Regions from separate parts of the Homo sapiens genome. Here region 2 is linked to region 1. Evidence: read pairs that join two places in POLR2A ChIA-PET (ENCODE). Cell type or tissue: PC-9. All regions are shown on one strand. Links, peaks and the distances in the headings refer to the core of each region. The heading gives the core; the rest is flanking DNA.

Region 1 (16,442 bases), core at 6,613-9,112:
TCTTAGAGTAATTTGCAAGTTTCTATCAAAATTGATTCAGCAGCTGTACTAAGAATTTATTCAATGATAACATTCACACACGTGCACAAAAATCATTAAGAGTATCCTGTGCTCTACTGTTTACAGTAAAAAAACAAACTGGCAGCAATCTAGATGCTTATATTATAGACCATCTATATCAGTGGCTTTCAACTAGGAGAGTTTTGTCCCCCAGGAGACATGTGACAATGTTGGGAAACATTTTTGTCACCATGGAAGAAGAGGTGCTACTGGCATCTAGGGGATAGAGGTCAGGGATGCTGCTAACAACCTGCAATGTCCCACAACAAAGATTTATCCAGCCCAAAATGCCAGCAGTGCTGAGGATGAAAAACTCTAATCTATATAATAATGGGCAAGTAATCCAAATATATTGCCACAGGAGATGTAATACATTACGTGTAAAAGGCAAGCTGCAGAACAGTAGGTATAACATCATCTGATTCCGTAAAAAATTAAAAAAATTTTTAAAAACAGTAATAGGTATGTTTGCATATACACAGAAAATAATCTGGAAGGCTATATACTAAATTGTTTATCCTTGGGTGAGTGAGAGTGTGTGTGTGTGTGTGTGCGTGTGTGTGTGTGTGTGTCTGGAAGGCTATATACTAAATTGTTTATACTTGGGTGAGTGAGAGAGAGAGAGAGAGAGAGAGAGAGAGAGAGTGTGTGTGTGTGTGTGTGTGTGTGTGTGTGTGTGTGTGTGTGTGTAGATACATATATTTTGGAGGCAGGGTCTCCCTCTATCACCCAGGCTGGAGGGAGTGCAGTGGTGTGATCATAGCTCACGGCAACCTCAAACTCCTGGGCTCAAGGGATCTTCCCACCTCAGCCTCCCAAGTGGCTGGCACGCCACCATGCCTGGCTAGTTTTTAAATTTTTTCTCAAGACAGAATCTCGCTTTGTTGCCCGGGCTGGTCTTGAACTCCTGGGCTCAAGCAATCCTCTCGTCTCGGTCTCCCAAAGTGCTAGAATTACAGGTGTGAGCCACACCTGGCCTGTTTTATATACTTTAGTAGAGTTTGATTTTTAAAAACTAAGCCTGATTTATATTAATTCAAAAGTACACATCTTTCTAAGAACGAACGGTCCATAGGTGTATATTTGCTAACAAGGTGGTTTACACAGTATATTCAATTTTAAGAATGATATTTTTGATAGGTCATTAGATGGGGTAAAAAAAAAAAAAAATAGCTGGGCAAGGTGGCTCACGCCTGTAATCCCAGCACTTTGGGAGGCCGAGGCACGCAGATCACCTAAGGTCAGGAGTTCGAGACCAGCCTGGCCAGCATGGTGAAACCCTGTCTCTGCTAAAAATACAAAAATTAGCTGAGAGTGGTGGCGCGTGCCTGTAGTCTCAGCTACTCAGGAGACTGAGGCAGGAGAATCGCTTGAACACAGGAGGCAGAGGTTACTGCGGTGAGCTGAGATCACACCGCTGTACTCCAGCCTGGGCAACAAGAGTGAAACTCCATCTCAAAAAAAAAAGGAATAATGTGTTTGCACACATGTAAAATTTTTTTCTGTGTATGCACTGGAAAAGTGTGCATGTTTACCCACCAAAATATTAACAGTGGTTAGTTATGGCTTGCAAGATTATGAAGTGGTTTTATAGTTTCTTTTCCTTCTTGCTCTTATTTTCTAATTTTTCTGCAATGAACATTATTTCAAGAAACAATAAATATTTTAAAACTTCAATCATGACTACTTACTACACTATACAAATTTAATCACAATGGTCCTTCATCTGTTTCCCTAGTAAAATACAGAAACTGAATTTTTGTTAAAAAATAATTAATTAAACCTTTTCAAAGCAGCCAACTCAAGACTTCAGGGAATTTCAAACAGTAAATACAGCTAACAGGGGTACAGAAGCCTACCAAGTAAACCGTCATTAGAAACAGGAAACCATGTCTTTTATTGTAAAAGAAATACCAAAGCATTCTTCTGTTCCATTCGCCACTCACAAGATCTCCTACCTCCACCCCCTACCCTGGCACAAAGGCCACTTCTGATGGCTCAGAACACATCTGGCAGAGTGACAAAGTGAAAGGCCTTTAAAAAGCTTTCTTCAGTGCTTAAGTCTCAGTCAGGCAATGTCAGTAAATGATCGTGGGACAATCTGTTAGATTTGGCATCCTGGATATTAATCAACTACTAACCACCTCAGGTTTTGAAAGAGGTCAATCAAGACAGTCTAGTTCAGCCATGCCAATTAGCTCCATCAGATCCACAAACGAGCAAAGAAATTAAGGAGACCTGGAAGAAGCTGAGCTGCAGTGAGAATGCGAGGACTACAATGCTAGGCCTACAGTATCTTTAAAATGCTCCCCCTCCCCGTTTTCTGACTACAAGACCCTGTGCTCAAAAGTCACCCCTCTGTGATGCCTTCCACTACTTCCTCCTAGTGCGCCTACAAATCTGCATACATATCTGTGATAGCACTTAGCACCCACTGGTATTTTAATTATGTGTTTACACCCCATGTCTCCCTACTAGACTGTGCACTTGAGGGCAGGGATTGTGTCTTGTTTATCACTGTAGCCCACCCACAGCCTGGCACAATAGACGCTTGTTGAACAAGTGACTGAATGAATTAATAAAATGGAGGCAGTGAGAGAATAATAAATCAAACAGACATGTGTACTTGGTGGAAAACTAGAAATGGGAGAAAAAGAGTTCTTTAGCAAGAGCTGAAAGGCTCAGGGAATGGAATTTAGTGGACCAGAAGTTTACCGAAACTTGACAGCTAGATCTTAAAGGTGAACAAAAAAGCAATGCTTGGACTGCCTGAAGAGAGGAATAATATATAAATCACAAGGCACTAAAAGCTAAGAACTCCAAGCCAGATATAGATACATCCCTTAGCTAGAGGGCAAGACCAGACAGAAAGAAATCAGTGAGAATCTGTTATTTCACATTTCTGTGGTTGCCACCACTTATAGTCTGTGCTCTTAAATCATCCTCACCACCTGTACTTACACAGATTTTGCTGCACTAAAGCAATGTTTTTCAACCTTGTCCAATTTTTAAGATTCTCCCAAGGAACTTGCAAAAATACGAATTCCCAGACCCCTCCCATGGAGACTCTGATGCACTAAGTCTGGATTAAGATCCAGAAATCTCTACTTCTAACAAGCATCTTCCAATGAGTCCTAAAGCCAGGCAAGTTTGGAAATTGCTGCAGTGAGGAATCCTGTCTGGTGTATGCTGGATGGTTCTGCAGACTGAATGTGAGGAGGGAACTGATTGGGAGGAGGGGGAAGAATGCTGGCTGGGCTATCCAGCCACAAGGGAGAGCACAGAACCTCTGGAGCTCAGACACTGAGTCACACCACAGGCTTTCTTACTCAGAACAGACTTTTTGCCATCTGGCATATAGAACAAAAAGGAGAATCATAATGATACCTATATAAAATTTGCATTAAAATGGCATATAAGGTAAACCTGTTGTTCAAGTTTTTTTGAGAAATAAATACAGGGAGGATTAGCCTTCCCCTCCCACTAGAGTAACGTCTTTTGTCCAGGTGCCTGCAGCGCTTGGCAGGAGTGGAGGCAGGCATAGAGCCTTGTATGAAGACACTGACCTAAACCAACAAGAGAATGGTCGTGGCGAGTCTGCGACCCACACGCTGTGAGACTGTCCAGCTGCATCAGAATTACCACAGTCTTCAGCAGCCAGCAGCAGACATACAGAAAGACACATGTGTGAGGCTGAGTATAAAGGACTTATGTTTCCAACTTCTTTCCTCACCACCTGGGATCAATGAAAACAGCTTGGCACAAGTGGCCCACAAATCATCTTCAAGTTGATTGAGAGAGGGCTGTGAGGAGGCGTGCGTGAGCCTGCCAGCCACCCAAGCCTCCTAAAAGCCACAAGGTGGTAGGGAGAACAGTCGCATAAGTAGTGAGCAGTTAGTGTGTATTTACACCAGTCAGGTGGGTGACACTGCTGTGGTGAAGAGCTCAAGGGTCTGAGCTAGACAGAACCACATCTGAGGCAAAAGGACTCTAGACAAGTTTTATTTCTTGATAAATCTGTTTCTTTCTTTTTCTAAGACAGGGTCTCACTCTGTCACCCAGGCCGGAGTGCAGTGGCATGATCATGGCTCACTTGTGGGCTCAAGTGACCCTCCTGCCTCAGCCTCCTGAGTATCTGGGACCAGATGGGTGTGCTATCACACCCAGCTAATTTTTAAAAAGTTTTTTTTATAGAGACAAGGGTCTCACTATTGCCCAGGCTGGTCTCAAACTCCTGGGCTCAAGCAATCCTCCTGCCTTGGCCTCCCAAAGTGTTGGGATTACAGGTGTGAACCAATGCGCTCAGCAGAGCCTCAGTTTCTACATCTGTGAAATGGGGAACAGTCTCTCCCTTGCAAAGTTTTCATTGTGATTTAAAATATAGGGTCTGGGCTATGGAAAATAACATCAACAAACATTACTAAAAGCCTACCCTACTGGCCAAGTGGGGACAATTATGTCGCAGAGAAGAGGCACAGGCAAACAAACATGACTAACACTCTATAATTAAGCGCCATGGGAGACACGTACACAAATGCAGCACCTTCTGGAACCCAGAAGGAAGCATCACGATCTTGGCCTGAGTAGGGAAAGGAATGCTTCACGGAGCAGACGACATTTGGTTTGGGTCTGGCTTTTCATTCTCTTATCAGAAAGGTGATATAAATTCCTAACGATACAGTCACTTAGTGGTTTGCTAGTTGTACTCTGCTGCTGACTGGCTCTGTATGGGCATGGCCATGTTTGGTAGTTGTTCAGGATTCCTATCTCCCAAGAAATGTGGCAATGCTAAGTAACTTTCATTTATGACCTTGTGCAGTACCTTGAGCAATTAGGGGCTAAATAAACACAACATCTGAAAAATTCTGGAGGGTCATCAAGTCATATGTATAACTTTTTCTATCGGGAGCAGTCTTAATGGACAGAGAGCAAGGGTTACAGCTGCAGCCATAAACTTTCTGCCCCAGTGGAAATAAAAGAGCATATGCCATGCAACCCTGCTTTAAAGTCACAGCTATGCAGTCAGGGGTGGTGATAGAGGGTGGGGGGACTTTGGGAAGGAAAGAAAAGCATTTTTGAGCACTGAATGGATGATATGCAGGTCATTAAACAAAGACAAATAAAATAGTATCTTTGCCTTCAAGGAGTTCCCAGTCTAAACAAATATTACAATAAAAGTACAAGTGCTACACTCAAGATTATTTGCAAAGTCCCATGGGAGCAAGGAGAGAATGGTAATGAAAATTATAATACTCGATAAGAACATATAAGTAAAATAACACTTATCAAGGGCCTCCTATGTATCAGTCTCTGTTCCAAGAGCCTCACAACAGCCCTATCAGGTGATATTATCATCATTTTTCTCAATTTATAGGTGAGGACAGTGAGGCACAGAAGTTTAAGCAATTTGCCTACAGTCACACCTAGTAAGTGCTGTGATCAGGATTTGAATCCAGGCAGAAATGGCTCCAGAGCCCCTGCTCTTAAACACCACCATATATTCATTTTTACAGAGACGCTCCAAATTCTACTTCAGAAAGATTGAGAAAACATCACAAAAGTTGCTCTTGGGTTAGGTCTTGAAGGATGATCGTCAGGAGAGAGAGACACTGAGGGTGAATGCACAGTTTATCAAACCCAGAGTTTGGAAAAGAGTGGCATGCTTGGAACAACAGACACAGAAGCTGTAATTTCAATCACCGATGAACAGAGATGGCCCTGCTGCTACTCCTGCAGCCTAACCTGAGGTAGGACTTGGCCGTTTGTGCCTCACCACGAAATCCTCAGACACTTGACGTTGAGGGTTGATAGTCACCTCATGGACCCATCAATTTACTTCACTCTTCAAAAAATGGCACTATATAACACCACCACCAATCTAACATTCTTTTAAATTTTTTATTCTTTAACTTTTCAAAACATTCTGACATCAATTCATTTGATTTGGCTGAAAACCTTCTTCAATAAACGGAAAAAGCATTACCTTCATGAGAACAAGAAACTGAGATGTGAAAAGTTAAATGTCTTGCCTAAGCTAGACTAGAATCTCTGGCCTTTTTCTTGCTGTTCTTTGTCCATTGTTATTTGTAGGTGGCCCCTAAATCAGATGCAATTTAAAAAAATTAAACCTGTTGTCCATAAACAAACAACATAAGCAATTACTATGAATCACTTCAAAATACAGATGACTTTCGAAAATGTATTAACAATTCTGCTCCTCAACAGGACCCTGGCTGAACTGTCTCTTTTAATCTCCTTCATCTTTTATTTTTTTGAGATGGAGTCTCTCTCTGTTGCCCAGGTTGGAGTATAGTGGTGCAATCTTGGCTCACTGCAACCTCCACCTCTGGGGTTCAAGTGCTTCTCCTGCCTCAGCCTTCCAAGTAGCTGGAACTATGGGCAAATGCCACCACTGCCGGGTAATTTTTGTATTTTTAGTAAAGACAGGGTTTCACCATGTTGGCCAGGCTGGTCTCCAACTCCTGACCTCAAGTGATCCACCTGCCTTGGCCTCCCAAAGTGCTGGGAATATAGGCATGAGCCACTGCCCCTGACCCCTTTCATCTTTTAAACCAGACAGCCAACTGTGGAAACTGTGTCCAACTGGTGTTTTAAAAATAGCAAAAAAGGCCGGGTGCGGTGGCTCACGCCTGTAATCCCAGCACTTTGGGAGGCCTAGGCAGGTGGATCATGAGGTCAGGAAATTGAGACCATCCTGGCTAACACGGTGAAACCCCATCTCTACTAAAAATACAAAAAATTAGCCAGGTGTAGTAGCGGGCGCCTGTAGTCCCAGCTACTCGGGAGACTGAGGCAGGAGAATGGCATGAACCCGGGAGGTGGAACTTGCAGTGAGCCGAGATCGCGCCACTGCACTCCAGCCTAGGTGACAGAGCGAGACTCCGTCTCAAAAAAAAAAAAAAGCAAAAAGATCATTATACATCATTACTAAATATTCATTTACATAGAATATGGCCAACATCTTCAAATCTATACCTGAACCTAATCATCCTATTCTATCCTTTAAATGTAAATTTTAGACCAGGAAGGTGGTTCATGTTGGCTATGGCTGGAGATGGGGAGTAAGACTAGGGTTATCACTACTCATACATGAGGGATACAAGTAGACAAATAAAGAGAAAGAGATAAAAATATAGCTGAGAATGTGAATGAGAGCAATCTTAAAGCAAAGCTGAAAAAGGCAGAGGATGTGAATACTATCCAGGAGAAGCTGGCTAGAAGACAAAAATTTCATTATTATATTTTATCATGTTCTCTTCATAATGATAATTCCATCCAATGCAATATATATAGCAGCTGCCCATCTTCAAATATCCTCCTTCCAGAGGTGATCTAGAAAGGCTCACAAACATACAAAATGAAGCTCACAGTCATACAAAACAAGGACCTTAACAATTAAACCAGCTCCTGGCCTCTGTCTTCCCCTATTTCTCTTGCTGTTTCTTACTGAAAGTGTCCAACAGGACTCCAAAGAATTTACAACCTTGAATTATTTTAAAAACTCTCTGTAGTTTCTTTCTACACAGAGGTAGAATTGATCCTATGATGAAAAGAGTAAAAAGACATAACATTTTCATAGTTTAGCCAGAAATAAAGCTCTGTTAAACTACTACAATCTGTTGAAAGAAGATGAGAATTTTTATTGTATCTAATTTTTTTGGAATAAAATAAGTGGTTCTAAAAGTCTTCAACCGGCAGTCTATAAAAGCTATAGTTTTAACTCAACTTTGCTAATCTTACAAACGGTTTTTCAAGGAAATTAACTCTAGGACATTCAAATTTCCATTCTCAGTAGAGATCCTCTCACCTCATTTAGGACAATGACTAGACAATTTCCATGTCAAGAACTAGAGAATAAGCACAGACTGCTTTCTCCTCAAACACAAACCATAGAATTGCTTTGGCTGCACAGCCCTGTTTTCTAGGTCAAACATATGTGACTTCTTACAAATGGTATTTCACCTAAGGCACCAAGCAAGTTCAAACAAAAAGCAACAAAGTAAAACACTGAGAAAATGATCTGTAAGTCTCATCATCAGGCGCTGGTTAAATTAATCCATCTAATGCAAAAGGTATGTTTATTTGTCCACTTAGAAAAACCATGCCTGCAAAGAAGAAGTTTGCTCTACAAATGACCTGAGGTGTCAAAGGGACAGGAGGAATCCAGGGGATGGTTCAGTCAATAGAAAGAGCACGGGTTCTAGCATGAAACAGATCTGGGTTCGAACGCTGAGTTTGCTGTTTTACTTGCTTCTTGACAAGTTACTTAACAACTCTGTGCCTTAGTTTCCTAATAGGTAAAACTGGAATAACTCCTACCTTGAGTGTTTATGATGAGTCTTCAATGAGAGAATAAATGCAAAAGTCCCTGGCACACAGCACATACTCAACTTGTTTTAGTTGACAACTCCCCAGCCCCAACCCCACCCTTAAGTCCTAAGAATAACTATCTTTAAAAGGATTATCTAGAAAATTCTGGGTTGGTAAATTCTCTTTTAAAAAAATAAGATACAACGCATCAAGTATCACTAAAGTTGCTCCACAGTGCTAGACTCAGATCATGGTACTAGACTCAGCACTAAGAGCCAACAAAGTTAGTGCCTTTGGATGCTAAGGGCCTAAAAGAAGGAAAACTGATGTCTCAAAGAGGAGTATACAAATATCTAAACCAGAAATGAGCAGAGATCAGTTAAAATGCATATATGTAAATGTATGTAAATAAACCATGCTATTATGCACAAAACAGTGCTACGTGCATCTAATTATGAATGTTGCCAAACTTCTAGAAAAAAAAAGAAATGGCGGGGGAGGGGGTGCGGAAAAGTAATTTTCATTATTGCTTCTTCTTTCCCCCTTTATCTTGGTAATTTTTCTCTGAAGATTAGAAAACTGTTTCTAGTGTTAACAGCTAGTTATCTTCCAACTATTCTGCTTTTATTCTTGCATCAATTGGAGCAATTTTTAAAAACCAGGCAATAAGTAATAGTATCTATACCAATCACTGAATCTGAATTAAATGGTGCATGTGCCAGGCATTCTTTATCAATAGTCTAGATAAAATTAACAGTGATCAAAATCTAAGTATCTCCTTTGGCAGGCGCAAAAAAAGTGAAAGCTTTTAAAGAGATGAAGAATTTTGTTGGTAGCCAATTCATACTGCTCTGGAAACCAAAGATGGACAGGGAAAAACACAAGTAAGGAGAATACTGCCACTGCCACAGCATGGGGATCGCAAAAGCAGGTCGCTTAGGCCAAAGTGGAAAAGGGTTTTTCCAATGAGGCAGTAAACATCACCATTCTGTGTTTGGCATAGGTTTATAAACTTGTGTTCAAGTCCCAGTGTCCAGAGACTTAGGTTTTCCTCCCCATTTTGTTACAAACTATTTATCTGATACTGGGCAAGCCACTATACGTCTCTGGGCCTCAGTCTCTTCATCTGTAGGAATAAGGATCTCATGGGCTCTAAGACTGCTTTAGCTCAACGTTGGATGAATGCCATTTGTCTGGCACTGTTACATATGGCAAGTCAAAAACAAGGGAGGATATCCAGCAGGCAACAGGAGAGAGAAACTCTAGAATGGATATATAGATTTTAGAACCATCAAGCGTAGGAGGTGGTAGCTGAAGCCTTGGGTGTGAATGATATCACCCAGAAGGAATGCAGCATGAAAGAAGGCAACCAGAAAAGGAATCCTGGGGTAAACTAACATTTAAAGAACAGGCAGAGGAAATGGAGACGATGATGACACACAGTGGGGAGACCAGGAGAGAATGAGGAAAATGGAGGCAGAGAGGAGAAGATGAGTGCACACTGTCACAAATATAAAATAAGGATCAAAAAATAACTACTGGATTTGGCAGGTAGATCATCAGTAGCCCAGTTAAGAACAGTTTTAAAGGAACAGTGAAGGAAGAAAACAGATTATTTAGGACACTGAAGAATGAGTAAGAGGTGAAATGACAGCAATAGATTTCCTTCTTTCAATGTTTTGTTAAAAAGGGAAAGAGATATGGGGTAGTATTACAGAAGGCTAGAGTCAAAGCAGGTGAGTTTTATTTTTTTCTTTTTCTTAAAGATGGACAAATATGTAAGTTACAAAGACAGCTATTAGAAAGATACCGATTCTACCAACAAACACTAAGAACTTCCTACATACAAGCCACCACTTTAGTGGGACATGGGCCCAACATTTATAGGCATAGTGATGAAGTTTATAGTTTCTTCCAGCATAGACATCTGAAAAGAATTCTATAATTAATGATTTAATTACAAGTTCGATAAGGGTTAGTGTTGTCAGTGGTTAGGGCCAGGGCTTCTCAACATGGGCTGGGAATGTGGTATCTGCGCTGATCTGTGAGTGCTTTATGGGTGTGGAAATGTTAATACTCAGTCCCTTAGGGCAGTTTAGCTGAGCTTCAGGGAACTGAAAGCCTTGGGCCAGTCACCTCAAACAGGCACTCTTTTTACCCCACTGTATTGAACAAATATTATCATTTTCTGTGTTTGTCAGGATGTATCAAAGGTTTAAAGCACTGCAGGACTTTAGAGATACCTTTTCTCTACGAAAAAGGGTAAGGATCGGTAGGGAGGTATAGGTAGGTGCTGGAGCACTGGGAGTGAGGACAGAAGATGACAGGACTCTGGCTTAATGACCTCTAAATTTCTTTCTGCACAGGAATCAGAGTAAAGGTTTTCTTGTCTATTTTCCCTTCTACATTCATTCACTGCCTATTTCGTTCTAGGTACCATTCATCTAAGCAATCACATACATTAATCCATATAGTCCTCAAAACAATTCCATGGAAGAGTATTATGAGTCTCAGTTTCCAGATGGGAAAGTGAGACACAGGGAAATTAACTGGCCTGCACAAGGACACAACACTGTGAGAGACAGCTTCAAAGCAGATGGTCTGGCTCCAGCATCCAAACTCTTACCTACCTCTCAGTGCTGCCTCTCTAAGGTCTTTGTGACAGGAATGAAGAGTTGGAAGAGAGGGTTTGCGTAAAGATATTCAGAGTTGCCACTACAGTAACGGGAGGCACATGCTGTGCTAGGCAGTGCTGAGAGTCAAGGGAGACGGGAGAACAGAATGTTTTTAGTTATGTTCCACAGTTTAGTGACTGTCTCCAGTAGTGCCTGGGAGAAAGATGATGGTTTGAATAACATAGAGCTGGGGTGTAACAGGAAAAGAGGATGGAAGGAAGCAATGATCCAGGCTAGCAAGTATTTATTAATCAGTAATCAACCAATCAGCAATAAATACTGTTGAATAAATAATTGTGCAGTATTATCAGCCTAATTTCTATAACTTTTCAAAGTTATTATGGGAAAGGCTGGGTGTGGTGGCTCACGCCTGTAATCCCAAGACTTTGGCGGGCCGAGGCGGGCAGATCACTTGAGGCCAAGAGTTCAAGACAACCCTGGTCAACATGGTAAAACCCCATCTCTAATAAAAATACAAAAATTAGCCCAGCATGGTGGCGCACACCTGTAATCTCAGGTATTCAGGAGGCTGAGGCAGGAGAATCACTTGAGCCTGGGAGACAGAGGTTGCAGTGAGCCAAGATGGCACCACTGCACCCCAGCCTGGGGGGACAGAGCAAGACTGTCTCAAAAAAAAAAAAAAAAAGTTATTATGAAAAATATACTCAGAATTCATCTTGGGAGGGCAGAAGATGTCACCCTCAAGAAGAAATAACACGATTCCAAAAGGAAAGAATGCTGAAAGAAATCACAGAAGGGCCCTCAGGAGGGTGTAAAGGTTCCTCCTAGGCTAATTCTCCTTGCCTATTTCCCTATCTGCTTTTCTTTTCGAGACAGGGTCTCACTCTGTGGCCCAGGCTGGAGTGCAGTCGTGCAATCACAGCTCACTGCAGCCTTGACCCATTCCCATCTCAGCCTTCTGAGGAGCTGGGACTACAGGGGCATGCTACAATGCCCTGCTAATTTTTTGTAGAGATGGGGTACCACCCACCTCAGCCTCCCAAAGTGCTGAGATTACACATGTGAGCCACCTCCCCTGGCCAAGATATCTGCTTTTTTTTTTTTTTCTTTTTTAGAGGCGGGATCTTGGGTTCAAGCAATCTTCCTGCCTTGGCTTCTTAAAGTCCTGGGATTATAGGCAAGAGCCACCACGCCTGGCCTGTATCTGCTTTTCTTTTCTTACTTTGCACCTAGACATAAAGACAAAAGCAACGACAAGTGATCAAGAATATAGAAGACTGTAAAGAAAATGCTAAAACTGAAGTTTTCTTGGGCATTTCTTGCTAAAAGCCCGAGAGAGGGGCAGAGACTAAATAAATTATTGCTGGTCCAGGGAATGGCTTTGGGGGACATGGTGGTGGTGGAAGTTCAGGGGTGAAAGAGCGACTGAAGGGATCTAGTACTGGGGGTAGGTAAAAAGAGAATAAAACCACTGGAGGCAGTGGTGGGGAGGGAAAGGGAGCTCCCAAATCCACTGGGTCTGCTCTGGATCACACAGTCAACAAAGACAGTCAGCTGCTGCTTCTGGTTCCTCTTTTCCTGGCAAAATTTTAAATAACTAGCTGGTGGTTACTATTTTTAAAGATTAAATAAAAACAACCCACGCCCCTCAATGCAGCCTCAGCAAAAGAATAAATGTTAAACGTTAATAACACTCTTAGGAATAGAGGCTCAAGGAAGGGTGGAGAAGCAACCAAAAAGAATAAAAATGATCTCGCAGCTATAAATTTGTAACAGAAAGCTGTCCAGGGCATTTCGGTAGTACAAGAGCTGATATCCTTTAGCAGGCAAGAAAGCACTTAAAATAGAGTGAAACAAAGAACTATGACAAACTGCCTAAGGATTCTTATAAATGACTTGCAATTTTATAAACACCTATCCGCCAATGTTTAGGAGATAAAACTTTTGACTTGGCTGATAATACAATCCTTTCTCTCTTTAATTTGTGTGTCTATTATCCCCCTAAAGATATTTACATCGGCCAAGCGCGGTGGCTCACGCCTGTAATCCCAGCACTTTAGGAGGCCAAGGTAGATGGGTCACAAGGTCAGGAGTTCAAGACCAGCCTGGCCAAGATGGTGGAACCCATCTCTACTAAAAATACAAAAAAATTAGCTGGAGGTGGTGGCAGGCTCCTGTAATCCCAGCTACTCAGGAGGCTGAGACAGAGAACTGCTTGAACGGAGGCAGAGGTTGCAGTGAGCCAAGATCACGCCACTGCACTCCAGCCTAGGCAACAGAGCGAGCCTCCATCTCAAAAAAAAAAAAAAAGGTTGGGCACAGTGGCTCATGCCTGTAATCCCAGCACTTTGGGAGGCTGAGGCGGGCAGATCACGAGGTCAGGTGATCAAGACCATCCTGGCTAACATGGTGAAACCCCATCTCTACTAAAAATACAAAAAAATTAGCCGGGCATGGCGGCGGGCGCCTGTATTCCCAGCTACTGGGGAGGCTGAGGTAGGAGAATGGCGTGAACCCGGGAGGTGGAGCTTGCAGTGAGCCGAGATGGCGCCACTGCACTCTAGCCTGGATGTACAGAGCAAGACTCTGTCTCCAAAAAAAAAAAGATATTTACATCTCCAATATCACTAAAGAAAATTTTACTTTCCTGAAGTTTCACTTGGAGGAGGGGGGTGAAACAACACATTCCTTATCCTAAAATAGCAAAGACAACAATGCAAGGAATAATACTTCAGAGTTCCAGCAGATATTTCCTGTATTTCACTCATTGTACTAATCACAATCAAAACTAGCAATTAAAAGGAAAAAAACACTACTCCTAGTAACAAAAAAACTCTACCCACCATTCTTTGCCTGCCATCACTCCCCAAACAAATATCACCACACATCTGAATATTATGAAAAAATAACATACTTCCAAGGCTATCAACATATGGAAATGTGATATTAGGCAGTCTAACCATTCCTTAGGGTGACAGTGATAGTAGTAATTTTAAAAATCATTATTCTAGAATAAAAGCTAGAAATAATCAAATGTTGGGTTTGGTCATTTATATTTAGGTGTTATAGCTGTATCTGCAGAATTCTTAAAAACTTTATTAAAATTCCTGCATTAAAAATACTTTGGCATTGTGAATTTGGAATATGATTTACTTACTTCCTTTATTAGTTATAACAAATGTTCTTGTAATGCAGTTTTCTCAGGATGAAGTTTTTGTTCAATTATGAACATGGTGTTTTAACAGAACATGAAACAGGACACATCATTATAAAAGCCAAGCGTAAAAGAAAAAAAGACAACCACAAGCAGTTTGTGTGCCAAGGGATTTGAAGAGAGATAAGTGGTCCATCCTATCTCTTCTTTTATCTTCCACAATAGGATGGTTAGCTGGGCAATCAACTACTCAGAAGACGATGACATTTCCCAGTCCCCTCATAGGTAGGTACGGTCAAATTACTAAGGTCTGGCCAATGTGATATCAACAGAAAGAATGTGTGCAACTTCCAGATCTTGCTCTTAAATGGAATGGGTGTATCTTCCCTTCTCTTTCTCCCTTCCCAATGGGTGAAATGGGATGTGGTAATCAGCTATATTGGACAAAGGGTGAAGAGCCAGACCAGTAGATGATGAAGGAACAGGGTAGAAGGGCCTGTTGCCCAATACCCTCATGAAGCAGAGTTGCTGTACTAGTTGAGACCATGGCATGACCTAGAAATAAACTTCTATCTTGTTTTAAGTACCTGTTATTTGGGGTCTTCACTACATGTACTTAAACCCATTGTCCAACAAATACAAAGCAAATGAGACAATTTTCAGTCAAGTGGCAACAAATAATTGCTGCTACTTGGTGTCTCCACCAGAACCATAAACCATGGTACTAAAACTTTTAAAAGCTAATTTAACTCTTATGTAGAAGATACAAATCCCTTATAAACTTTTCATTGTTAATCCTCTTGATAATTTTTTTTTTATTATTTTTTTTGAGACGGAGTGTTGCTCTGTCAGACAGGCTAGAGTGCAATGGCACAATCTCGGCTCACTGCAACCTCTGCCTCCATGATTCTCCTGCTTCAGCTTCCTGAGGAGCTGGAATTACAGGCACCCATCAGCACACCTGGCTAATTTTTGTATTTTTAGTAGAGATGGGGTTTCACCATATTGGCCAGGCTGGTCTCGAACTCCTGACCTCAGGTGATCCACCCGTCTCAGCCTCCCAAAGTGCTGGGATTACAGGCGTGAGCCACCATGCCCGGCTAATAAATATTTTTTGCACTGCTTCTGCTTACATAAATGAAATTTTGTTCTAGGCTGGATTCTTACAAAAGTAAATATGGTTTACTTCTTTGAAATCAGAGTATTGCAAAGAAACTTTTAAACTAATGTAAAATTATCTAGGAACACGCATTAAGAGTGTTGAACTAGTTGATCGATAGACTGTGCTAGTGTTACTATTTGTTTTCTTTTCTTTTCTTTCTTTTTTTTTTTTTTTGAGACTGAGTCTTGCTATGTCACCCAGGGTGAAGTGTAGTGGCACGAACTCAGCTCACTGCAACCTCTGCCTCCCAGGTTCAAGCAATTCTCCTGCCTCAGCCTCCAGAGTAGCTGGGACTACAGCCACGCACCACCACGTGGACCCAGCTATGTTTTGTATTTTCAGTAGAAACAGAGTTTCTCCATGTTGGCCAGGCTGCTCTCGAACTCCTGGCCTCATGTGATCCAACTACCTCAGCCTCCCAAAATGCTGGGATTACAGGTGTGACCCACCGCACCTAGTGTTACTATTTCTGATAGATGCTGTTTCCACGTAAGTTTTCAGCATAATCAAAATGGCTTTTCTAAATTGCATTTTTGTTTCTTTTTATTCTTGCAGTTAAAACAGCAACCATTTGATATGCTAAGACTTCCCCATCAAGATATTATCTAAATAAACTATCAGTTAAAAATAATTGGTGGACACAAATTCCAAATACTAATTTGCTAATTGTTGAAAGACTACAGCTTATTTGAAAATAAGCAAATTGTGGCCCGGTGCAGTGGCTCACACCTGTAATCCCAACATTTTGGGAGCCCAAGATGGGCGAATCACCAGAGGTCAGGAGTTTGACACCAGCCTGGCCAACATGGTAAAAACCTGTCTCTACAAAAAATACAAAATTAGCCGGGCGTAGTGGCGCACACCTGCAGTCCCAGCTACTCAGAAGGCTAAGGCAGGAGAATCACTTGAATCCAGGAGGCAGAGGTTGCAGTGAGCCGAGATCGTGCCACTGCACTCCAGCCTGGGTGACAGACTGAGACTCCATCTCAAAACAAAACAAACAAACAAATAAAAAACCCAGAAAACAAGCAAACTGTGTGAGGAATGATGTGTTTCCTCTGTTTTCAGACTAAGAGCTTGCTGTACTACAGCTATTAGT
Region 2 (16,442 bases), core at 5,758-8,257, 220 kb after region 1:
GGATCTCTTCTCCGTTTTTTTACATTTCTAAAATATATAGGATCACAAAGTAAACCAATTATATTGAAACGCAGTTATCAAAATATTTTAAAATGTCTAATATAGCAATACGTTAACAATATTTTTGACATATAGCAAGTAATGAGCATAAATATTTCAAGATAACTGCAAAAGCTGTAATACATGTAAAAAAGTGATTTGTCTTGGTGACAAGGTCACATACACTGTTGCTGCCATTAACATTTAAAGAATTTTCACTTCTTTTCCATTTAGATTTCAGTTAGAAGCTAGAGAAAATAAACACGCAAATTTTTTTCCTCAACCAAGCTTAGGTACTTACTTCCTCAATTCTATCCAAAAACCTAGATTAAGAACCTTTGACTTATGGGAAAGTACAAAAATAATTTTGAAGCCAGAAATTTATGTTCTAGAAGTCAGACTTCAGACTTTAGCCCCCACATTATTTACACTTGAATGACCTTAGACATCTAACTTCTGAGCTTTGGTTCTCTCACTGAGAATAATTCCTCTATCATGAGGTTACAGGGATCAAATATTAGTTAACAAAACGCCAAACGACCAACATGTTGTTTTTCACTGATTTTAATACCACATATTCAGCCCCAAATATTTAAAGACAGTTAATTTTCAATAAAACTCATATGAGAAAATGAAGAATGACATAGTGACTCACAAAGAAAATGATTAATGGAGATACAACTTTTAAACACTAGTTTGGCGAGAGATACGATAGAATTTGTCTAACCTGGGGAGTCGGACAGGCCTGAATTGCTAACATCCCGTCCATGATTTGACATCAGCATGACCTGGATCTAAATCCCAGTTAAACTACTTTACTTTTACTAAGTAAAGTTACTTTAACCTCTGGGGCTCGGTTTTGTCATCTGTAAAACATATTAAGTATCGCTTTAGAGACAGGAGAAGACCTAGTTTAAACAATAAATGGAGCTGTTATTAAAACTTACATTTTAATAAAGCCAAAGGAATCAATTTGGAAGTCAAAAGTATATTGTGGAGTTCCTGTCAATATAAACTTCACAATCTTTCTTCTGCCCAGCAAAACACACACTTAAAACCTGTGGTATTTACATAGCATAACATTCCTTAAAAAAACTGGCTGGCACTGGCTTAAAATCTTATCTGATTTCTTATTCTGCCTAAGGAAAACAACAATGAGGACAGAAAACAGTAAACAGAATGAGTTCAGTAATTTTAAGTCTTTTCATGATTTCCCCGGAATGTTCCAATGAATGTTTATTATGAATGTTAGATACACTCTAATGTAGCAGTCTTTTAAAAAACTAATTTAAAGATATCAAGCTTATCGGCGACACAATATCAGTTAGTTTAAAGAGAAAAAAAAACCGTAAAATCATTTATTTACTTTATGCTGGAATATTACGGAGTAAGATTTTCCCACAACCCGGAAAAAAAAATCTGCCATAGGCTGGCCCCGGCTCCTAGATTCATTATACAACCCGTAAATTCCTTCCCTCATTGAAAAGATTCTTCTTATGGGCATAGTTAACAAATGCCAAGTTGCGAAGTTGCAGCTTTGCTGGTTTGACGTTTTCACAATGTAAGAACAATATGATCTGGAATCTACTCAAAGCATTAGCCAGGCAGTCAGCTGACGCTCACTGCACACAAGAGGACAGAATTAAGGGAAATTAAATTTCGTATTTCTGTAAGGCAGGTATCCAACTCTATCTTGAAAACTAAAATAGGCCAACAGCAGACGTTCTAGTTTAAGTAATAAAAGTGTCTCATTGTTCAAATAACATTACAAAAAACGGCTTTTCCCGGAATAAGTTTCCCTCATTCTTGGAATTTTCCTTGTAAAGGGCTTTTAATCGGTTCATAGAACCAACCCTTCATCACGCAGCTGCTGCTTGAGTAACTTTTACAAAAGGTCAAAGCGGTGCCTTTCAAGGCTTCCAAACCCTACTGGCTTCTCCTCGATTCAAAGTAACTCGCTTTCACCCACAGAACGTTCCAGAGACCTAGGGACGGGGCCCGGGCAGAATTTGGTGGAAGTTGCTCAAAAGAACTTTTCAATTTTCTTTTCAAAATACTTACCGCATTTCACCTTTCTCCATCCGTGGCCCCACATGTTGCTCGCCTCCCTCCCAGAGGGGCCCCGCGAGGCCGCGCTCGGCCCCCGGAACGCGCCCACCTGATTACCCTCTCCTCCCTCAGACTCCGCCCCCCAACCCCCCAATGCTGCCTCCTTTAGGAGGTCCATATGGGACACTTTCCCCTTCCTCTGAACCTCACCGCCACACCAGAACAGCCCTCCGTTTTTCTCCTTCAATTCTTCTCCACTACGGGCCTCACCTCCCATAGCTTCCTAGAGTGTTGTGAGCGCGCAGAGGGAAGCTGCAGGCCTGCTCGGCCCAGGTGCTGTGTCAGCCTATCTGCCGGTTCCGCGGCGTGTACGGCCCGGAAAGTCACATGGCGGTGGGACCGGCCGGCGCCTCTACACTCCTGCTCTCCTAAGAGCAGGACGAGACTAGCATAATGCACTCACCTCCACGAAAAGCAACATGTCGTCCTCTGCTCAGCCCAATCGTTCCCGCCGCCGCAACTCCAACTGGCTCACAGGCCCGCGCCCCAATTGCTAGGATAAGGACACACACTCGCCTTGCCCCTCCACCCGGCAGTGGACCCGGCTCCTCCCCTGCCGTCAGCCGCTGCGGCCTGACCCGCCCAGTCCCACCTCCCTTGAAACAACAACTGCTTCCGGGTCTAGGGAAAAATTGTTTCCGGGAGAAAAGAGAGCCCTCGGCGCGCTCAACTTTTGCACTATCTTTTCCAGCAGCAGTGTGGGATGTACTATCATCTGTCGGGGGGAACGATTAGAAGGAGACGCCATTCTGTGGCACGGGGATGTGTAAAAATCGTAATGACACATTTTATCACTTGTCAGATAGCTACACAGCACTGATAATTCCGCAGTTTTCATAGTTCACAATCTAGATTTGATTTTTAAAGCCGACCTTGGCGAAGTGTACTGAACAAACCAACCCTGCCGAAAAGTGGTGGCTCACAGAAGAAAAGTAGACAAGAAAAAAAAAACAAAAAACTATGATACTAGCAAATATGTTAATAGCAGCTAATGTATATTAAATGCTTACATTGTGTTTGGCACTATACTAAGCATTTTATGTTAATTGATCTTAAAACAATTCTATGCAATAAACACTATTATTATCATCCCCATTTTACAGTTGAAGAAGCCCTCTAGGAGGTCGGGTTTCCCTTTAAAGAACTTTGCCCCAGGCTCATTTGAATTAATTACCCATGTCACCGCTTAATATACCAGTAATAACACTTAATCTGGACAGTGTCTTCTTTGACGTTCTGTCATTAATTCAAACGAAATACAATAAAAACAAAATTTTTAAAATTATCTATAATTTTTGTTAGATGGTCCAAATTCCTTATTGTCTTTAGCAATATGTAGTAGGATAGATCGCTCCCACTTGTATGTCCTAGTTCAAACACTCATCTTTTGAAATAATCATGTCTTGGCTGGGAAGGGTGGCTCACGCCTATAATCCCAGCAATTTGGAAAGCTGAGGCGGGCGGATCACTTGCGGTCGGGAGTTCAAGACCAGCCTGGCCAACATGGTAAAACCCCATCTCTACTAAAAATACAAAAATTAGCCAAGTGTGGTGGTGCACACCTGTAATCCCAGCTACTCGGGAGGCTGAGGCAGGCGAATCGCTTAAACCCAGGAGGTGGAGTTAATAGTGAGCCAACATCGCGCCACTGCACTCCAGCCTGGGTGACAGAGTGAGACTCTGTCTCAAATATAGTAATAATAATAGTAACGAATAAAAATTGGCCGGACACCGTGGCTCACGCCTGTAATTCTAGCACTTTGGGAGGCCGAGGCGGGTGGATTGCCTTAGCTCAGGAGTTCAAGACCAGCCTGGGCAACATGGTGAAATGCCATCTCTAGTAAAATACAAAAAATTAGCCAGGCATGGCAGTGTGTGCCTGTAGTCCCAGCTACGTGGGAGGCTGAGGCAGGAGAATTGCTAGAACCTGGGAGGCAGAGGTTGCAGTGAGCCAAGATCACGCCACTGCACTCAAGCCTGGGTGACAGAGTGTGACTCTGTCTCTAAAAAATAATAATAATAAATAAAAATGAAATAATCATGTCTTGATCTTTTCCAATGGATTTTTCCATTCTATTATTTAAAAAATCTTCCCAAAGTGAAGGTTTCATTTTCACCAAACCACTGTTACTTGATTTCAAGACTTTGCCATTCTGATCTCATGAAATCCTCCTTGCTTTGCCGCAAATGGAATCTCCTCAGATACCAAATTAATTCCACCACCAAATTGCTGATATCTGTTATCTCAGGCCCACCCTAATGTGGTCCTCAGTAAATTCCCGTGAAGTCATCTCAGTGATTAAACCAATCTCCTTACTTTCCCCCTAAGATGCAAACTCATTAGCACTCACCGCCAAAGCCATGGCTCAAGGTGTTGCCCCTACCTGGATTGCCTCCATTTGTCAATCAACCTTCTCTCTCCATAAGGTTTTCTCAAAGATTCTGCTTCTACAGATCTCTTCTTCGTGTCCCTTATTAGCACTTGATTATTATATTCTATCTTAAATCTTTTCTTTTTTGTTTTAGTTTCTTCACAGGAACCCTATCATATATTCTTCAGTTTAGGATAATGTAAGCTGCATAGTGTTTCAACAAATGCTTGTCGAATTGAAAGGGAAGCAGGATTTAAAAATTGACTTTAAGAAGCCTTCATGGCCAGGCGTGGTGGCTCATGGCTGTAATCCCAGCACTTTGGGAGGCCACGAGGTCAGGAGATCGAGACTGTCCTGGCAAACACGGTGAAACTCTTTCTCTACTAAAAATACAAAAAATTAGCCGGGCGTGGTGGTGGGCGCCTGTAGTCCCAGCTACTTGGGAGGCTGAGGCAGGAGAATGGCGTGAACCTGGGAGGCGGAGCTTGCAGTGAGCCTAGATCGTGCCTCTGCACTCCAGCCTGGGTGACAGAGTGAGATTTTGTCTCAAAGAAAAGCCTTCATGTCTAGTTGCTGATTGATGAATTCCATGCTGCATAAAAGATGCAAGTGAGAGAGAAAGAATAATGCAAATTTAGTTTAGTTGACAACTAAACTTTGGGAGGCCGAGGTGAGTGAATCACTTGAGGAGTTTGAGACCAGCCTGGCCAACACAGTGAAACCCTATATCTACCAAAAATATAAAAAATTAGCCAGGTGTAGGCCGAGTGCAGTGGCTCACACCTGTAATCTCAGCACTTTGGGAGGCCAAGGCATGCAGATCACGAGGTCAGGAGATCGAGACCATCCTGGCTAACATGGTGAAACCCCGTCTCTACTAAAAAATACAAAAAACTAGCCGGGTGTGGTGGCGGGCGCCTGTAGTCCCAGCTACTCGGGAGGCTGAGGCAGGAGAATGGAGCAAACCTGGGAGGCGGAGCTTGCAGTGAGCCGAGATCATGCCACTGCACTCCAGCCTGGGCCACAGGCGAGATTCCGTCTCAAAAAAAAAAAAAAAAAAAATTAGCCAGGTGTGGTGGCGCATGCCTGTAATCCCAGCTACTCGGGAGGCTGAGGTAGAAGAATCGTTTGAACCTGGGAGGCAGAGGTTACAGTCTGCTGAGATGGCACTACTACACTCCAGCCTGGACAACAGAGTGAGACTCTGCCTCAAAAAAAAAAAAAGAAAGAAAGAAAGGAAGGAAGGAAGGAAGGAAGGAAGGAAGGAAGGAAGGAAGGAAGGAAGGAGAAAGAAAGAAAGAAAGAAAAAACAATACATACACCTGTAGTAAAACTATGTAAAAATAGATAACACAAATATGTAAAATTCATGATTGTCATTTCCTCTGGAATGGGACAGTGGGGAAGGAAGGAACCAGGGGTGGGGGACATCAAAGAGGACTTCAACCTTCTGTAATGCTTTTTTATTATTAAAAAAATTGGAAGCAAATATTAAACAAAAATTAGCCAGGCGTGGTGGCGCGCACCTGTAATTCCAGCTACTCAGGGAGGCTGAGGCACAAGAATCTCTTGAACCTGGGAGGCAGAGGTTGCCATGAACCAAGATCACACCACTGCACTCCAGCCTGGGTAACAAAGTGAGACTCTGTCTCCAAAAAAAAGGGAAAGAAAAGAAAAGAAAAGAAAAAAGAGTAAGCAGTGCAAAGAGTGTGATCCTCATCCAAATGATATCATCCAAGTTACTTCATCCAAATGATATCATCCAAGTTACTACATGTCTAGGAAAAGTTAAGGGGCAGCTGAGGAAGTAGTTGTAACCTTTATTCCATTACAGGCTTAAAAATACTTAAGCAAAACCCCAGGAAGAGAGAAGAACCAGGAGTTATATTTGACACACCTAGATTTTTTTTTTTTTTTTTTTGAGACAGTTTCACTCTTGTTGCCCAGGCTGGAGTGCAATGACGTGATCTCGGCTCACCACAACCTCCGCCTCCCGGGTTCAAGTGATTCTCCTGCCTCAGCCTCCCAAGTAGCTGGGACTACACGCATGTGCCACCTCACATGGCTAATTTTGTATTTTTTTTTTTTTAGTAGAGACGGGGTTTCTCCATGTTGGTCAGGCTGGTCTCGAACTCCGACCTCTGGTGATCCACCTGCCTCGGCCTCCCAAAGTGCTGGGATTACAGGCATGAGCCACTGCACCCGGCCAACACATCTAGATTTTAAGCTTATTTAAGCAGGGCTATATCTTCTGTTTATTTTAGCATTCCTGTTGTCTATTATTTCCTACCCTCCTTCCCCCCTCACCCTTCTACCATGGCAGCATATAGAATGACCAGTTCTCTGCACATAGTAAGCATTCTTTACATGTTTGATCAATGATAATGTCACAATGGGTCTATTGTGACATCAACAGGACGGGAATATCATGGGAGCCACCAATTAGTAGCAGAGTATGCCACAACTTCTAGGATCAGGAAAGACCTCTCCTAGCTTCCTACTGGATATCTTTATTAGCATTTTTGTAGATTCTGTGAAAAAGAAGAAATAAAACGAAATCACCCACATTTTCAAAATGTTCTTCAAAATGAAAAATGAGATAGACAATGACCCTGAATCAGAAAAATGCATCAAGGATTCCACCATCATGAGAAGAGAGCCCCAAAATATCCTTAGTCCTTTGATGCTCCCTAACCTTGAGATCCCATTCTCAGTAAAGGATATCATCTCTAGGATTGAGCGCGCACAGCTCCATCGAGCCAGAGAGGTAGGTAGTGAATCTGAAGTTTACAGACTGCAATTTTCTTTTTAAACTTTCTGTGACCAAGTACATTTTTGTTTATTTTAGAAATCACTTTCATGATATTTGACTGTATTTAGGGTAGCTTTGACTTCAAATGACAATTTCACCTGACACCGACTGTGGATATAACAAGCTCCAATTTGACATTAATCTCTTTATATCAGGTTTAATAAAGCCATTTAAGAAATAAATCAAGCCGGGCATGGTGGCTCACGCCTGTAATCCCAGCACTTTGGGAGGCCGAGGCGGGCGGATCACTGAGGTCGGGAGTTCAAGACCAGCCTGACCAACATGGAGAAACCACCGTTTCTACTAAAAATACAAAAAGTTAGCTGGGCATGATTGCACTTGCCTGTAATCCCAGCTACTCAGGAGGCTGAGGTAGGAGAATTGCTTGAACCAGGGAGGTGGAGGTTGTGGTGAGCCAAGATTGCACCATTGCACTCCAGCCTGGGCAACAAAAGCGAAACTCTATCTCAAAAAAAAAAAAAGTTTTCATTTGTTCCCTATGGAGGTTTTATCAAACAGCTATTAGCCAGATAGAATTTAGATGGCTTTGAATTCTAGCTCCTTTTATTTTCCCTGTACACTTCAAGGAGAAATTAGGAGAAATTCAAGGAGAATAGAAAGAGTGTTTACATAATGTCAGCCGGGTGCGGTGGCTTATGCCTGTAATCCCAACACTTTGGGAAGCTGAGATGGGAGGATCCCTTGAGGCCAGGAGTTAGAGACCAGCCTGGTCAACATAGTGAGACCCCATCTATATTTTTAGAAAAATAAATAAATAAATAAATACATAAGAATCTAATAGACCCCCAAACAATTAAGGTTATACTGCATTTTATTCTCTCGCAGTACAACAAAATCAGGCCAGGCACAGCGATTCATGCCTGTAATCCCAATGCTTTGGGAGGCCAAGGCAGGAGGATCTCTTGAGCCCAGGAGTTCTAGACCAGCTTGGCCAACATAAGGAGACCTCCTGTCTACTAAAAATAAAAAAATTAGCCAGGCATGTTAGCTCAAACCTGTAGTCCCAGCTCCTTGGGAGGCCAGAGGATCCCCTGAACCCAGGAGACTGCAGTGAGCACCATGCTTGCACTACTGCACCCCACTCAGCATGGGTGACATAGCGAGACCCTGTCTCAAAAACAAACAAACAAACAAAAATCAGTCATGTTTGATGAAATTGATTAAGGGGGGGTTCTTTCCTATGTTTAAGGAAAGCTAAACTGGTCACAGTGGCTCATGCCTGTAATCCCAGCACTTTAGGAGGTCAAGGTGAGAGGCTCACTTGAGCCCAGGAGTTTGAGACCATCCCAGGCAACAAAGCAAGACCCTGTCTCTAGAAAAAATTTAAAAATTAGCCAGGAAGTGGTGGTATGCACTTGCAGTCCCAGCTACTCGGGAAGGTCCCTTGAGACCAGGAATTTGAGGTTACAGTGAGCTATAGATTGTGCCACTACATTCCAGTCTGGTGACAGAGGGACTCTATCTCTAAAAAAAAAAAAAAAAAAAAAAAAAAAAGAGTGTTAGCCAGGCACAGTGGCTCACTCCTGTAATCCCAGCACTTTGGAGGCCAAGACAGGAGGATCGCTTGAGTCCTGGAGTTCAAGACCAGTCTGGGCAACATAGTAAGACCTCTGTCTCTCTCTCTCTATAGGTAGATAGGTAGATAGATAGATAGATAAATAGATTTTTTTTTTTGAGGCAGACTATCATGCTATTGTTCAGGCTGAGTGCAGTGGCGCGATCTTGGCTCACTGCAACCTCCATCTCCTGGGTTCAAGTGATTCTCCTGCCTCAGCTTCCCAAGTAGCTGGGACTACAGGCACCGGCCACCAAGCCTGGCTAATTGTTTTTGTATTTTTAGTAGGGACAGGGTTTCACCATGTTAGCCAGTATGGTCTTGATCTCCTGACCTTGTGACCCACCCCCACTCCAAAGTGCTGAGATTACAGGCGTGAGCCACTGCGTCCAGCCCATTTTATATATTCTTTTAAAAAACAAAAACAAAAACAAAAAAACAGAGTGCTTGGCCAGGTGTGGTAAGTAGCTCATGCCTGTAATCCTAGCATCTTGGGAGGCAGAGGCAGGTGGATCACTTGAGCTCAGGATTTCAAGACCAACTGGCCAATATGGTGAAACCCGGTCTCTACTAAAAATACAAAAAATTAGCCGGGTGTGGTGGCTCCTGCCTGGAGTCCCAGCTACTCAGGAGGCTGAGGCAAGAGAATCACTTGAGCCCGAAAGGCAGAGGTTGCAGTGAGCCGAGATGGTGCCAATGCACTCCAGCCTGGGTGACAGAGCAAGACTCTGCCTCACAGAAAAAAAGAGTGCTAAATATCGATAAATTCCCACTCCTCACACAGACTTTCTCCTGTTCCAACTTCTGGCAACTAGCAACAATAACACAGTGTTTGCTTTTAACAGCTTTATTGAGGTACAGTTAGCATACCATAAAATGTATGCAACCTCTGCCTCCGGGGCTCAAGCCATCCTCCCACCTCAGCCTCCCAAGTAGCTGAGACTACAGGCACACACACCAGCACGTCTGGCTAATTTTTGTATTTTTTGTATAAATGGGGTTTCACCATGTTGCCCAGGCTGGTCTTGGACTCCTGAGCTAAAGCAATCTGCCTGCCTCAGCCTCCCAGAGTGCTAAGATTACAGGCTTGAGCCACCACGCCTGGCCCAAAATACACTTTTTTTTTTTTTGAGATGGAGTCTCGCTCTGACACCCAGGCTGGAGTGCAATGGCACCACCTCGGATCACTGCAACCTCCGCCTCCCAGGCTCAAGCAATTCTCCTGCCTCAGCCTCCCGAGCAGCTGAGACTAGACAACAGGCACCCGCCGTCATGCCCGGTTGATTTTTGTATTTTAGTAGAGACAGGGTTTCACCATGTTGGCCAGGCTGGTCTTGAACTCCTGACCTCAGGTGATCCTCCCGCCTCGGCCTCGCAAAGTGCTAGGATTACAGAAGTGAGCCACCGCGCCCAGCCAAAATGTACATTTTAAAAGTATGCAAGTATCGAGCCGGGAGCGGTGGCTCATACCTGTAATCCCAGCACTTTGGAGGCGAGGCGGGCGGATCACGAGGTCGGGAGATCGAGACCATTCTCGCTAACACGGCGAAACCCCGTCTCTACTAAAAATACAAAAAATTAGCCGGGCGTGGTGGCGGGCGCCTGTAGTCCCACCCACTCGGGAGGCTGAGGCAGGAGAATGGCGTGAACCCGGGAGGCAGAGCTTGCAGTGAGCCAAGATTGCGCCACCGCACTCCAGCCTGGGTGACAGAGCAAGACTCCGCCTCAAAAAAAAAAAAAAAGTATACAAGTATTGATACTGGCTGGGCGCGGTGGCTCACGCCTGTAATCCCAGAACTTTGGGAGGCTGGGGCGGGCGGATCATGAGCTCAGGAGATCGAGACCATTTTGGCTAACACCGTGAAACCCCGTCTCTACTAAAAATACCAAAAAAAAAAAAAAAAAATTAGCCAAGTGTGGTGGCACACGACTGTAGTCCCAGCTACTCGGGAGGCTGAGGCAGTAGAATTGCTTGAACCCAGGAGGCGGAGGTTGCAGTGAGTCAAGACAGCGCCATTGCACTCCAGCCTGGGAATAGAGCGAGACTCCGTCTCAAAAAAAAACTATTGATATACATAAATACCTGTGAAACCGGCTGGGCGCGGTGGCTCACGCCTGTAATCCCAGCATTTTGGGGGGCCGAGGCGGGCGTATTACAAGGTCAGGAGATCGAGACCATCCTGGCTAACACGGTGAAACCCCTGTCTCCACTAAAAATACAAAAAATTAGCCGGGCGTGGTGGCGGGCGCCTGTAGTCCCAGCTACTCGGGAGGCTGAGGCAGGAGAATGGCATGAACCCGGAAAGGAGGAGCTTGCAGTGAGCCAAGATCGCGCCAGTGCACTGTAGCCTGGGCGACAGAGCGAGACTCCGTCTCAAAACAAACAAACAAACAAACAAACAAACAAACAAACAACAAACCTGTGAAACCTTCACCACATCGACATAATGATTTTGCCCATTTCCCCCAAAAGTTTCTTCATGCTGCTTTATAATCCCTCCCACATGCTGTTCCCTGCCCCCCACCCCCAATCCCCAGCTAACCACCAATCTGCTTCTGTCACTGTATATTAGTTTGCATATTTTAGATTTTATATAAGTGGAGCCATACAGTATCTACTTTCTTCTGCCTCACGTCTTTCACTTAGCATAATTATTTTGAGATTCATCCACACTTTTGCATATATGAATAGTTGATTCCTTTTTATTGTTGAGTGTTTTTCCATGGCATGGCATGGCATGGGCTGTTTCTGGTTTTGGGTTATTACAAATAAGCTGCTATAAACATTCATGTACCAGTCATTATACAGATATATGCTTTCATTTCTCTGGAATAAATACCTAAGCTTGGAATGGCTAAGTCTAAAGGTAGTAAATGTTCATTTTAAAAAATAAACTACTAGGCCAGCTGCAGTTGCCCATGCCTGTAATCCCAGCTACTTGGGAGGCAGAGGCATGAGAATCTGCCTAGGAGGCAGAGGCTGCAGTGAGCCAAGATCGAGCCACTGCACTCCAGCCTAGGTGACTGGAGACAGTGAGACTGTCAAAAAAATAAAATAGGCCAGGCGTGGTGGCTCACACCTGTAATCCCAGCACTTTGGGAGGCTGAGGCAGGCGGATCACAAGGTCAGGAGTTTGAGACCAGCCTGGCCAATATGGTAAAACCCCATATCTACTAAAAACACAAAAATTAGCCGGGCATGGTGGCAGGTACCTGTGGTCCCAGCTACTTGGGAGGCTGAGGCAGGAGAATTGCTTGAACCTGGGAGGCAGAGGTTGCAGTGAGCCAAGATCGCGCCACTGCACTCCAGCCTGGGTGACAGCGAGACTCTGTCTCAAAAAATATATATAAAAAATAAAAAATAAAAAAATAAAATAAGGCCTGGCATGGTGGCTCATGCTTGTAATCCCAGCACTTTGGGAGGCCGACAAGGGTGGATCAGACCACCTGAGGTCAGGAGTTTAAGACCAGCCTGGCCAACATGGTGACACCCCATCTCTACTAAGAATACAAAAATCAGCCAGATATGGTAGCAGGCATCTGTAATCCCAGCTACTCGGGAGGCTGAGGCAGGAAAATTGCTTGAATCTGGGAGGTGGAGGTTGCAGTGAGCCACAATCGCACCACTACACTCCAACCTGGGCAACGGAGCAAGACTCCATCTCAAAAACAAAAAAAAGGAGGTAGGGCATGGTAGCTCATGGCTGTAATCCTAGCACTTTGGGAGTCCAAAGTGGAAGGATTGCTTGAGCTAAGGAGTTTGAGACCACCCTAGGCAACATGGCGAGACCCTGTTTCTACAAAACATACAACAATTAGCCAGGGGTGGTGGCTACCTCGGCCTCCCAAAATGCTGGGATTATAGACATGAGCCATTGTGCTAGGCCCTTTCACCAATAGTATGAGAAAAAATGTAGTGAAGGAAGCCCCGGCATCCTTGAAGAGCTCTGTGATCACTCTTCTCTAGAGTTCAGACCTTAACAGTGGGAACTGTAGTCACTGAATTTGTAAACCTAACTGGGACCCAGTAGTGGCACCCAACCACCAAAGGCAAGGTGGATATGATTACTGTAATGGACAGCAGCAGGAAAGCAGCAATCAAAATAGTCTGACTCACACTGACCTATGGCATTGGCTAGTTGATCAAGATGTTCCCAGAAATGAATAGATAGGAAGCCTACTAAATTCTTACTTAATCTGAACAAGTAGGAAATTCCTCGGTCGAATGAAAATAAATACCTGAATCATGAATCATGAAAACGAGTCAGAGTCCATCAGTCAATTCCCAAACTTGAGCCAGTTGACAGACTCAGAGCTCCTTGAGTGAACAGGACCTCAAGTTCTCTTGAAGAAGGACCCTGGGTCTACCTGTATACTATTACTTTTTCTGCTGACCTTGTAACAGAGTGTGCATTGGGAAAAAGGAAATAATCAGACCTTTTGGGGGACTACTGGGCACTGGCTCTGAGCTGACATTAATCCCAGGAGATCCAAAATGTTATTGTGGTCTACCCATTAATCAAAAAAGCTTTAGCTCAGGCCCATCTCACAGTGAAACTAGTGTGTCCCCAAACCCATCCTGTGGTTATTTCACAAGGTCCAAAATGTGTAATTGGAATATACATACTCAGCAGCTGACAGAATCCCCACACTGACTCCCTTACCTGTGGAGTGAGGGCTACTGTGGTGGGAAAGGCCAAATAGGAGCCACTAGTGCCTCTACCTAGGAAAACAGTAAAAATAAAACAAATATCCCATTCCTGGAAGAATTAGTGCCATCATCAAGGACTTCAAAGATTCCTTAGTGGTGATTTCTACCATATCCTCATTCAACTTTCCTGTTTGGCCTGTAAAGAATACAGATGGATTTTGGAGAACGACAGTGGATTATTGTAAGCTTAACTAGGTACTAAGTCCAGTCACAGCTTCTGTACCAGATGTGGCTTCATTGCTTGAACAAATTAACACATTCCCTGGTTCCTGGTATGCCGCTATGATCTGGCAAATGATTATTTCTTCCAATCTGTCAATAAGGCCCACCAGAAGTAGTTTGCTTTTATCTGGGAAGGCCAGCGATACAGCTTCGGTCTTCTATCTCAGGAGTATATTAATTTGCCAGTTGGGTAGAATTTACCTGCAAAACCATCTGGCCCAAGGAAGTTTCTTTTTTTGAGATGGAGTTTTGCTCTTGTTGCCCAAGCTGGCGTGCAATGTCGCGATCTCAGCTCACTGCAACCTCCACCTCCCAGGTTCAAGCAATTCTACTGCCTCAGCCTCCCAAGTAGCTGGAATTACAGGCATGCACCACCATGCCCGGCTAATTTTGTATTTTTAGTAGAGACGGGGTTTCTCCATGTTGGTCAGGCTGGTCTCAAATTCCCGAACTCAGGTGATCCACCCACCTCGGCCTCCCAAAGTGCTGGGATTACAGGAGTGAGCCACAGTGCCCAGCCTATTTTTTTATTTTTAGTAGAGATAAGGTCTTGTTATTGTGCTCAAGCTAGTCTTTAACTCTTGAAGTCAAGTGTTCCTCCCATCTCAGCCTCCCAAAATGCTGAGATTACAGGCATGAGCCATCACACCTGATTTTTTTTTTCTTTTTTCTTTTTTTTAAATGACAGAGTCTCCCTCTGCTGTTGCCCAGGCTGGAGTGTAGTGGCACGATCTCGTGTCACTGCAACCTACGCTACGCCTCCCAGGCTCAAGTGATCCTCCCGCTTCGGACTTCCGAGTAGCTGGGACCTCAGGCATGCACCACGCCCAGCTAATTTTTGTATTTTTGGTAGAAATGGGGTTTCTCCATGTTGGCCAGGCTGGTCTCAAACTCCTGATCTCAAGTGATCTGCTCGCTTCGACCTCCCAAAGTGCTAAGATTACAGGCATGAGCCACTGTGCCCAGGCACTGTATTTTAAGAAATTAATTTTTCCTAGGGAGAAACTATTGCCCCTTCCTAGGTGAGGTCTGTGAATTGTTCTCATTAATCCTTTTAGGTAACTGTCAACTGTCACTTAGTTGACAGGATGAAAGGATACATCTTTTTTTTTTTTTTTTGAGACGGAGTTTCACTCTTGTTGCCCACACTGGAGTGCAATGGTGCATTCTCAGCTCACCGCAACCTCCGCCTCCCAGGTTCAAGCGATTCTCCTGCCTCAGCCTCCTAAGTAGCTGGAATTATGGGCATGTGCCACCACACCTGGCTGAATTTTGTATTTTTAGTAGAGAGGGGGGTTTCACTGTGTTGCCCAGGCTAGTCTCGAACTCCTGACCTCAGGGGATCCTCCCGCCTCTGCCTCCCAAAGTGTGCGATTACAGGTGTGAGCCACTGCGCCCGCCTGGCTGAAAGGATAAACCTTGACCCTGTTATTCCATTGGGATATTGTGAAATATAACAATTCTTAAAATCTTTGGAATCTCCAAAGTGATGTCTTTTTGTATGCTAATGATTGACAGCTAGCTTCAGGATGGGACTGGTCATTAGAAAGACAAAGCCCTGATTAGAGGGTTGGGACTTTCAACCCCACCCCCCAACCTTCAGGGGTGGGGAAAGCCGCTGAAGGTCAAGCTGCTTATCTACGGCCAATGGTTTAATCAACCATAACTATGTAATCAAACCTCCATACAAACCCAAAGGACAGGGTTTGGAGAGCTTACAGAGAGTTGAACACATGGAGGTTCCTGGAGAGTGGTGTGCCCAGAGAGAATATGAAAGTGATATAGGAGTTAAGAAGAAATCACGTAGGCAGATAGTGAGGGTATGGGAGTCCTTGGTAAGGCTTTTCTTTTTAATGAAAAGCAGCCCCAAATCATTTTCTAACAAAGAGCAGCCTGTAAAGTCGAGCTGCAGACACAGAGCAGCAAGCTGGGAGCTTGCAGGGGTGAATGCCAGCAGAAACTAGGGACTAGACATGTTCAAGAGGGCGATTCCATCTTTCCTTCTCTGCCAGCCTTGTGTACAGTAAGGAGGAGACAACGTGGTGCCGGCCAAGGAGAGTTCATTTGCATAGTAATATTAGGGTGAAGCAACCAGCCTTCCATATGCACTATGTAAACATCATATCTGATTGAACCAATCTGTGAGCCTTACATAAATCAGACACCAGCTCCTCAAGCCACACTATAAAATCTAGCACATCCACCACCAGCCGGTCTTTTCCTCTGGGAAGATCTCCCTCTCTTTATTGAGAGTGCTGTTTTTCTTTCTCTTTTCTTCTGCCTATTAAACCTCCACTCCTAAACTCCTAGTGTGTATTCGTGTCCTAAATTTTCCTGGTACCAGATGATGAACCCCAGGTATACAACAGAGACAATGTAGCTGCTTCAGAAGCTCCATTCCCCTTCCACAATACCTTGCCCTAGCATCTCTTCAATAAACCAGTTCTGTGAGCTGCCCCAGCAAATTAATCCAACCAAAAGAGGGAGTCTTAGGAATGCCAAATTGAAATTGATTGGTCAGAAGTTCTGGAGGCCTGGATTTGTGACTGGTGTCTGAGTGGGGGCAGTTTTGGGGACTGAGGCTTCGACCTATGGGATCTG

Evidence for each region. ChIA-PET counts read pairs that join two places held together with the same protein. Peaks named below come from ENCODE experiments on the same cell type or tissue, not always from the same donor. Only the 100,000 strongest peaks of a DNase experiment are listed, where the experiment ranks them.
Region 2: POLR2A ChIA-PET joins it to region 1 with 9 read pairs; 1 of 35 experiments calls an interaction of 5 or more read pairs at or near these places.

The regions. Positions count from the first base shown.
Region 1 is chr12:50,607,701-50,624,142 of GRCh38, reverse strand. The region is part of intron 1 of DIP2B (disco interacting protein 2 homolog B); the gene reads right to left. Among named protein-coding and RNA genes, the nearest start is that of DIP2B, 110 kb to the right of the region's middle. RefSeq lists enhancers at 3,340-3,529, 11,646-12,145, 12,146-12,647. In PC-9, for the core only: no CTCF peak of the experiment used is centred there; a DNase peak (open chromatin) is centred at 8,072; H3K27ac peaks cover 2,313 bases.
Region 2 is chr12:50,387,138-50,403,579 of GRCh38, reverse strand. It overlaps FAM186A (family with sequence similarity 186 member A), which reads left to right and starts at 6,971. Exons shown (of 8, transcript NM_001145475.3): 1 at 6,971-7,287. The coding sequence starts at 7,096. It overlaps LARP4 (La ribonucleoprotein 4), which reads right to left and starts at 2,695. Exons shown (of 16, transcript NM_052879.5): 1 at 2,552-2,695. The coding sequence starts at 2,569. In PC-9, for the core only: no CTCF peak of the experiment used is centred there; a DNase peak (open chromatin) is centred at 6,909; H3K27ac peaks cover 2,043 bases.